Linked DNA regions of Homo sapiens: regions 2 and 3 are each linked to region 1. A link is a loop called in an ENCODE intact Hi-C map of the cell type or tissue named here. Cell type or tissue: heart left ventricle. All regions are shown on one strand.

Evidence for each region. A loop is a pair of places that touch in the nucleus more often than their neighbours do. Peaks named below come from ENCODE experiments on the same cell type or tissue, not always from the same donor. Only the 100,000 strongest peaks of a DNase experiment are listed, where the experiment ranks them.
Region 2: it touches region 1 in a loop (2.3-fold over the local background); 5 of 110 quality-filtered maps call a loop at or near these places.
Region 3: it touches region 1 in a loop (2.6-fold over the local background); 4 of 110 quality-filtered maps call a loop at or near these places.

Annotation. Positions count from the first base shown.
Region 1 is chr12:119,205,615-119,208,114 of GRCh38, forward strand. No RefSeq gene overlaps it. Among named protein-coding and RNA genes, the nearest start is that of HSPB8-AS1, 23 kb to the left of the region's middle. In heart left ventricle, a CTCF peak has its summit at 952 (motif pointing right); no DNase peak of the experiment used is centred here.
Region 2 is chr12:119,373,607-119,376,106 of GRCh38, forward strand. All of the region lies in intron 1 of CCDC60 (coiled-coil domain containing 60), which reads left to right. Among named protein-coding and RNA genes, the nearest start is that of CCDC60, 40 kb to the left of the region's middle. RefSeq lists an enhancer at 2,240-2,299. In heart left ventricle, no CTCF peak of the experiment used is centred here; no DNase peak of the experiment used is centred here; H3K27ac peaks cover 1,573 bases.
Region 3 is chr12:119,381,268-119,383,767 of GRCh38, forward strand. All of the region lies in intron 1 of CCDC60 (coiled-coil domain containing 60), which reads left to right. Among named protein-coding and RNA genes, the nearest start is that of CCDC60, 48 kb to the left of the region's middle. In heart left ventricle, no CTCF peak of the experiment used is centred here; no DNase peak of the experiment used is centred here; H3K27ac peaks cover 1,470 bases.

The sequences.
Region 1 (2,500 bases):
TTGTTTTAAAATACCACTATTTCTTGGCCGAGCACGGTGGCTGATGCCTGTAATTCCAGCACTTTGGGAGGCCGAGGCGGGCAAATCACTTAAGGTCAGGAGTTCAAGACCAGCCTGGCACACATGGTGAAACCTCATCTCTACTAAAAACACAAAAATTAGCCAGGCGCGGTGGCTCACGCCTGTAATCCCAGCACTTTGGGAGGTCGAGGCAGGTGGATCACGAGGTCAGGAGTTTAAGACCAGCCTGGCCAAGATGGTGAAACCCTGTCTCTGCTAAAAATACAAAAATTAATGGGGCGCAGTGGTGGGTGCCTATAATCCCAGCTACTCGGGAGGCTGAGGCAGGAGAATCCCTTGAATCTGGGTGGCAGAGGTTGTACTTAGCCGAGATCATGACACTGCATTCCGGCCTGGGTGACAGAGTGAGACTCTGTGTCAAAATAATAATAATAATAATAATAATAATAATAATAATAATAGTAATTAGCCAGGCGTGGTGGCAGTCGCCTGTAATCCCAGCTACTCGGGAGGCTGAGGCAGGAGAATCACTTGAACTCAGGAGACAGAGGTTGCAGTGAGCCGAGATCATGCCACTGCACTCCAGCCTAGACGACAAAATGAGACTCCATTTCTAAAAAAATTTTAAAACTTAAAATAAATACAATTTTGCTTTCTATTTTGTTTTAAAATCCACTATTTCTGTAAAGAAGTTGAGTGTTCACATTACTCTTTCCTTTGTGCTTGTTATGGACTGTGTGTTTTGTATCCCACCAAAAATCACATGTTGAAATCCTAACTCCCAATGTGATCGTTTTAGGAGTTGGGTCTTTGGGAGGTGATTAGGCCATAAGAATGCAGCCCTCATGAATGGGATTAGCGCCTTTATAAAGGGGGCCCCAGAGAGCACTCTCATCCTCTTTCTCCCATGTGAGGGCACAACAAGAAGCTGGCAGTGTGCAACCTGAAGAGGGCCCTCACCACCACCCGACCATGCTGGCAGCCTGGCCGTGGGCTTCCAGCCTCCAGAACAGTGAGGAATAAATTTCTACTGTTTATAAACCACCCAGTCTGTGGTGCTTTATTATAACAGCCCGAACTAGGAGCAGTGCTTTTCTGTGTTTTTCAAATATTCTTCATAGAGAATGGATTGCATTTCAAACAAGAAAAGTAAACCCAGCTGTTAGGTCTGAGAGATTCTCATAAGGAAATCTTTGATTTAATATATCACCTGATGCAAATTTTATTTCCTGTCCTAGAACATGGCATTGGTGTAGCCGTGTGAGGTTATCCATACACACTCCAGAGCAAGACGGCCCTGGTTTGAATTCTGTGCTATCATTTATTAGCTGGGTGACCCTGAGCAGATTTCTTAACTTCTTTGTGCCTCAGGCTCCTTGGCATAGGAGTGATGATGGAGTACCTTGTAGAGTTGCGGAAAGGAATAAATGAATTAAGATATGTAAAATACTTAGAGCAATTGCTGGCAAATAAAAAGCACTTTGGCAGCACAGACCTACCTTCCCCCACCCCTCCCTCATCTCTAATTAGTCTAAATGGCTAAGGCCTTTTTTTCCTCTCTTTTCCCTCTCATTAAAGCTACCCTGTTCCACCTTCTGTTGCATTCCTTGGGGATCCTGCCAGGTATAAGTGGGTAGTGATGAATTAATCAGGTTGGCCAATCACATTCTTCTATGTTCAGGTCTTACTTCCTCCAGGGAATGCCCTCTAACCCAGTTTTGAAGGCTCCAGAGAGCCCTGTACAGGCCTGGGGTGGAGTGGGGGTGGGTAGACACCTGTGGCTTCTGCCTGGCAGCATTTATGTGTCTTTACTCTGGTCATAGTCCCTCAATACCTCTTTGGGACATCTTTCTTACCACTTTGTGCAGATTCACTGGGAACGTCCATCAAAGGACGTCAACCTTCCTTCACTAGGGGTGGGCACATGGCCCAAGCTAAGCCAAGCAGAGCCTCTCTCCTGGGAATTTGAACCTCATGCAGAGAGACTTGAGGATGGGAAATAGTTGAAGCTGATTCATTCCAGAGACAGTGTCCTGAGATGTCCATTTTCCTTGCTCCAGATCCCCAGAGTGGCCCCATTCTGTCCTTCCTGACATCTAAATAGTGTTCAACATTTCTTTTCGATTAAATGAACTATCCCACATCCCTTTCTCCCCAAATTACGTAAAGTCTGTTTCTTTCACTTAAAAACAAAGAATACCAGCTGCTAAGCTATAGTAAGTACACTAGGAGAGAGGGAATGAGAGAGAGAGAGAGAGATGTCAGGCTGGGCAGCATAGCATCTCCCATGCTACCTGTAAGGTGACACCTGAGTTCTAAACCAGCCAAACTACTAACTCCTTCTGTGACCCTGGCCAAGTCCTTTCACCTCTCCCCCTCTTCCCCCAACCCCCATTCTCCTTTGCAGAGTTCTTTTCCTAGAAGAGTCCCATAAATGCAGTTGTGCTGGAGTCCCCTCCTAAGGCCCCTGTGCATTTTC
Region 2 (2,500 bases), 170 kb after region 1:
TAGTTTTGCCACCAAAAATCTGTGCAAACTTAGGCAAGATACTTTCTCTCCGGGGTGGGGTGGGGGGGGGTCTCAGTTCCCTTATCTGTAAAATGAGATGGGGGGCGTCCCCCTTCATTTCCACAAGTTCTCATTAATGGAAGCTTGGCTTAGCCTCTTTTCTAGCCATCCAGATGTTTCTAAAATACACCACTTCTGACATGGCAGAGACCAAACATGTGGATGATTGACTACATTTTTCACGTTTCATTTGTTATCTAGACAGGCTTTAAGTACATGGATAATGAACCTGGAATTTCAAATGAACTTGAGCCAATTCCTTTCTCACTCTCTCTTTGAGGCAAGAAAGGTTTCTTTGAAGGAAATGAAGAGAACTTTATCTTTTTTTTTTTTTCTGCTCCTGACAGAACACCAGCTCTTGCCCAGGGGCTGAGTAGTAGGAAGCCAACTTGCCAGAGGGAGAAAACCTATGCTGAAGAGGCAGTTTTCTGTGCTGGTTAGGTACACAGACTTTGAAATTCCAAAAGCTCTGGGTTCTAATCCCAGCTCTGCCACTTAATGGCTGTTAGACTTTCATCTAGAGACTTAAGATCTGAGGGCCTTCTCGTCCTTAGATGGATAATAATACCTTTGTCACTGGGTTATTGTGAGGATTAAATAGATTAAAATATTAAATATAATGTATTACACCACTCATCCATGGCAGCCATGAAGAAATTACCTATAAGGGTCAATGCTATTACTCTCCTCCTTTTTAAAGATGAGAAAACTAAAGCACAGAGAAGTTAACTGACTTGCTCAACTTCAGAGGTAGTAAGTATGAAGCTAGGAAAGGAAACCTTATAGAAATAATAAAGACAAATACATAGATAGTTGCAATCTGGACGGGAAAGGGTATGATGAGAGATGCTATAGAGGGGTGGTGGTGTTCCTGGAAAGGGGTCTTGATCGAGACCCCAAGAGAGGATTCTTGGACCGCACATAAGAAAGAATACGGGGCAAGTCCATAGAGTAAAGTGAAACCAAGTTTATTAGAGAAGTAAAGAAACAAAAGAATGGCTACTCCATAGGCAGAGCAGTGGCATGGGCTGCTTAACTGAGTGTATTTATAGTTAGTTCTTGATTATATGCTAAACAAGGGGTGGGTTTTTCATGAGTTTTCTGGGAAAGGGGCAGGCAATTCCCAGAACTGAGGGTTCCTCCTCCTTTTAGACCATATAAGGGTCATTTCTGGTTGTTGCCTTGGCATTTGTAAACTGTCCTGGCGCTGGTGGGAGTGTCTTTTAGCATAATGCATTAAAATTATGAGCAGTGAGGACGACTAGAGGTTACTGTCATTGCCATCTTGGTTTTGGTGGGTTTTGGCTGGCTTCCTTACCGCATACTGTATTATCGGCAGGGTCTTTGTGACCCATATCTTGTGATACCAGTCCTGCCAACCGCCTATCTTTCTGTGACTAGGAATGCCTAGCCTCCTGGGAATGCAGCCCAGTTGGTCTCAGCCTCATTTTACCCAGTCCCTATTCAAAATAGAGTTGCTCTGTTTCCAGCGCCTCTGACAGTGGGGTTTAGGGACAACGTGTCTTAAGAATGTATCCATATGGACAGAAACTTTTGCCCCATTGATGTGCTGGTAAATGTTTAACAACCAGCTTTCTGGAAAAAACAAACAAGCAAGCAAAAAACCCTAATTTGCAATGTTTGTTTGCCAGTTTCCATGGTGTAAATATTCCCACTGTGGCCAATTTCAAGCTATCGATCACTGAACAAAGAATTGGGAAGCAGATGCATACAATCAGCTCTCATGCAATCACCCTCACCAGCTAGTACACCATTGCTTTCTCCGCACTGGACTTGAAAGATCCCCCTGAGCTGTCTTTGCTGGGCCACATCCCTCCACCCTACCTACTGACCCATCAGAGAATGTCCCCATACAAATAAAATGTGTCCATGAGCCCCTCCCCCCAACTGTCTCTCTATGAATAGCTCACTGATGGCTGTGTTTTACTTAATCAATCAAAATAATGGGGTGTGGAGTCAGGGACTGAGAGACCAGAGTCCTTCGTCCACCTAAACTGCTCCCTGTATATGACAAAGACAGTTTTCAGCAGAATGAACAGAAATAGAGCCGTGGAGGGAAGTGGCTTGGATGTCATGAAAATTTCATGTGTTTCTGATGCATGCAGGATGCAATGTGGGGAAGTGGGTGAGCCAGAAGGCCCTGGGGACAGTTTTCGAAATGAATCAAGTCCTCAGCTTCTTCCTGCAACAACCAGCCCCTCCCTTGAAGCTCTTAGTATAAAGTCTGACAAACGTGGAGCCACCTAATCAACTTGCCCGTTGTCTCTTTAAAAGACCTCCTCTCCTGACTTTCCTCTGGTGAAAAGAGCAGAGTGGTAATCAGACAGAAAGGTCACATTATACCAAGAAATGTGGCTGTTGGAAGAGAGCCCACACACCCACGCCCATCTGGATTTGTGTGTTGGACACGTTTTCTTCT
Region 3 (2,500 bases), 180 kb after region 1:
TTTCTATTCTTGGTTTGCCTTTGGCTCAATATCTCCATTAATTGTCATGGGCTTAGGGTCTTTATGATGAACTGAGCCATGATGACCTTTAAAGTCGAATTCTGTCCTTGGTGTGTCAACATTTCTCCAATTGAAGCTGTTCTCCCTATACAAGAGGAATTGGAGTCTGTGGTTGCCAAGCAAACGTGGCAGGATAATTTGTTTCTGTGCCTTAAATCTCTGGAATTACTGTCTCTAGCTCCCTATCTTTGTCCTTTGGAAAACCAGATCCTCAGTGTGATATCCTGATACTCAGACTCAGTGGTAGTAATCACTGCTCCCTACTGTGGCCTTCCTGTGCACCAGGCACCAAACTGACAGCTTCCCATGCATCCTCTCACTTACACCTCATGACAACCCCAGTGGCACCTGCTATTGCCACCCCATTCTAAGGACGAGGAAGCTGGAGCTCAGAGAGTCGAAGTCACTCAAGGTCTCCTGGCCAGCAAGCAGTGGAGTCTGGACTCTTAGATCTGTGGCCCCAAAGTCTCAGTGCTCCAAACTTATGAGAAGGATTTCTTATCTCAGACCCTAAGATCTACAATGGAAAGTTGAAGCAGGTGACATGGGGAGGTGCCTGTGCTACAACCAGAGACCCTTTAAGGAAAATTCTTGTTTTCTAAAGTCAGAAGAATGTGCAGTAAGTGAGCACAAAGCAGGCTGGCTCTTTGCAGGCATCTGACACCTTCTCATGACCTTCCTATCTTTATCGTTAGTGCTTGAGAGAGAGAGATAAGGCGGGGCAGGGGCAGAGCCAGGGAGAAACCCTACTTGACCCCATCCAGGCAAATGCATACCTCTCTTCTCCTTCCACAAACATGAAGCTGATTTTCATGTGCTTTAGCCACGAAACTTTTAGCCACAAAAACTCTTTCCCTTGTCAATGTTCAGTAATTAAAATTTTCTCAAAACCTGCAAATGAGCTTCACAGCAGTCTTTAGCGTTTTACCATGAGGCAGAGATATGTCTTCCAGGCCTTTTTTTGACATTAATCCATTCAGCAGACTTGGCCTGATGCTCGGCTGTGTGACAGCCAGCGCACTGGTCACTGTGGGTACAGGGAAGCACGATGAGCACCATTTCTGCCCTCTGTCTTCATCCCAATAAGTCCTGACACAGAAGGGGAACAGGGTACAAAAGTTCTGTGGGAGCACCTAACTGATGAAGGGGTGGAGGGAAAAGTATTCGTAACAGGGGGAAGAGCATCTGTGAAGGCCCTGAGTCATGAGACAGCAGGAGCTCAAGGAGGCCCAGTATGGCCTGTACTACTGGGCTGGCCCATCACAGGCATTCAGAACAGTGGGAATGAATGAATGAATGAATGAATGAATAAGCAGAGTGTAATGGGGCACACTGGGAGATGAGGATGGAGATACACACTTAGGCTGATTCATGAAGTCTTTGAAGTCTGTTATGAGGAATTTTGACCTTGAGCCTAACTGTGAGGGGAGGCCATGGACGCATTCTACACAATAGTGATGTGATTATGTTTCATGTTTCCCCAAACATGCCGGGCCACCAAGCTGTGACTATCTCACCACCCACCCATCCCAATACACTCAATGTGAATACAAAGCTTTACTTCTCTCCTTTGCTCCCAAAGAGATGAGGTGCTGAAAATGCAGCAGACCCAGGGTAATTGGAGATCTACTGATGGCGGAACCTCTTTGTGCTTGCCTGTTAGCCATGTTCTTGAAGCTGGTCTTGCAGGCATAACCCTGGGTGGCCACTGCACTGGAAATTAAATTAATTAAAGAAATTAAATAATTGATCAAAAGTCTGGAAGTGATTGGATGAATAGAGATTTAAATCCAGATCTGGGCTGGGATCAGTGGCCCACACCTATAATCCCAGCACTTTGGGAAGCCAAGGCGGGAGAATTACTTGAGCCCAGGAGTTCAAGACCAACCTGGGCAACAGTGAGATTCTATCTCTACAAAAATAAAATTAAAAATATATTATCCAGATCTGCTTTTGCTTCTATAGCATCTCTTTCTGGATGTTCTAGAGAAGTCTTCTCGCCCCACCCATATTTCCTATTTCAGAGACAGGAAGCTATACCGACCACATGGTCCCACCCTCCAGGCTACAGATGATTGGACCAAAGGGAAACACCTGATACAAGCTGAACCAATCAGATTTCCTTATCTGGAACTTGGACTTTAGACACTGAAAGACGGATCCAGATAGCCACAGAGTATGGAGATGAGGGCCCCATAAACTCTAGGGCCGCGACAGCTATGATGGGCTGTGTGCGAGAGCAGAAGGAGCCAGGATAGAGAAAGAATAAAGAAACGAGTGTGCAGAAAATAGCATATCTGAGCATTCATGCCTTTTGAGAGCTCAAGAGACACAGCAAGTAGCTGAGCTGTCCTGTCACTGGATACCATGAGATTTCCTACATTTTTAAAAACTTGAGCTGAATGAACCTGTTTCTTTCTGCCCACCACAGATACCTGAA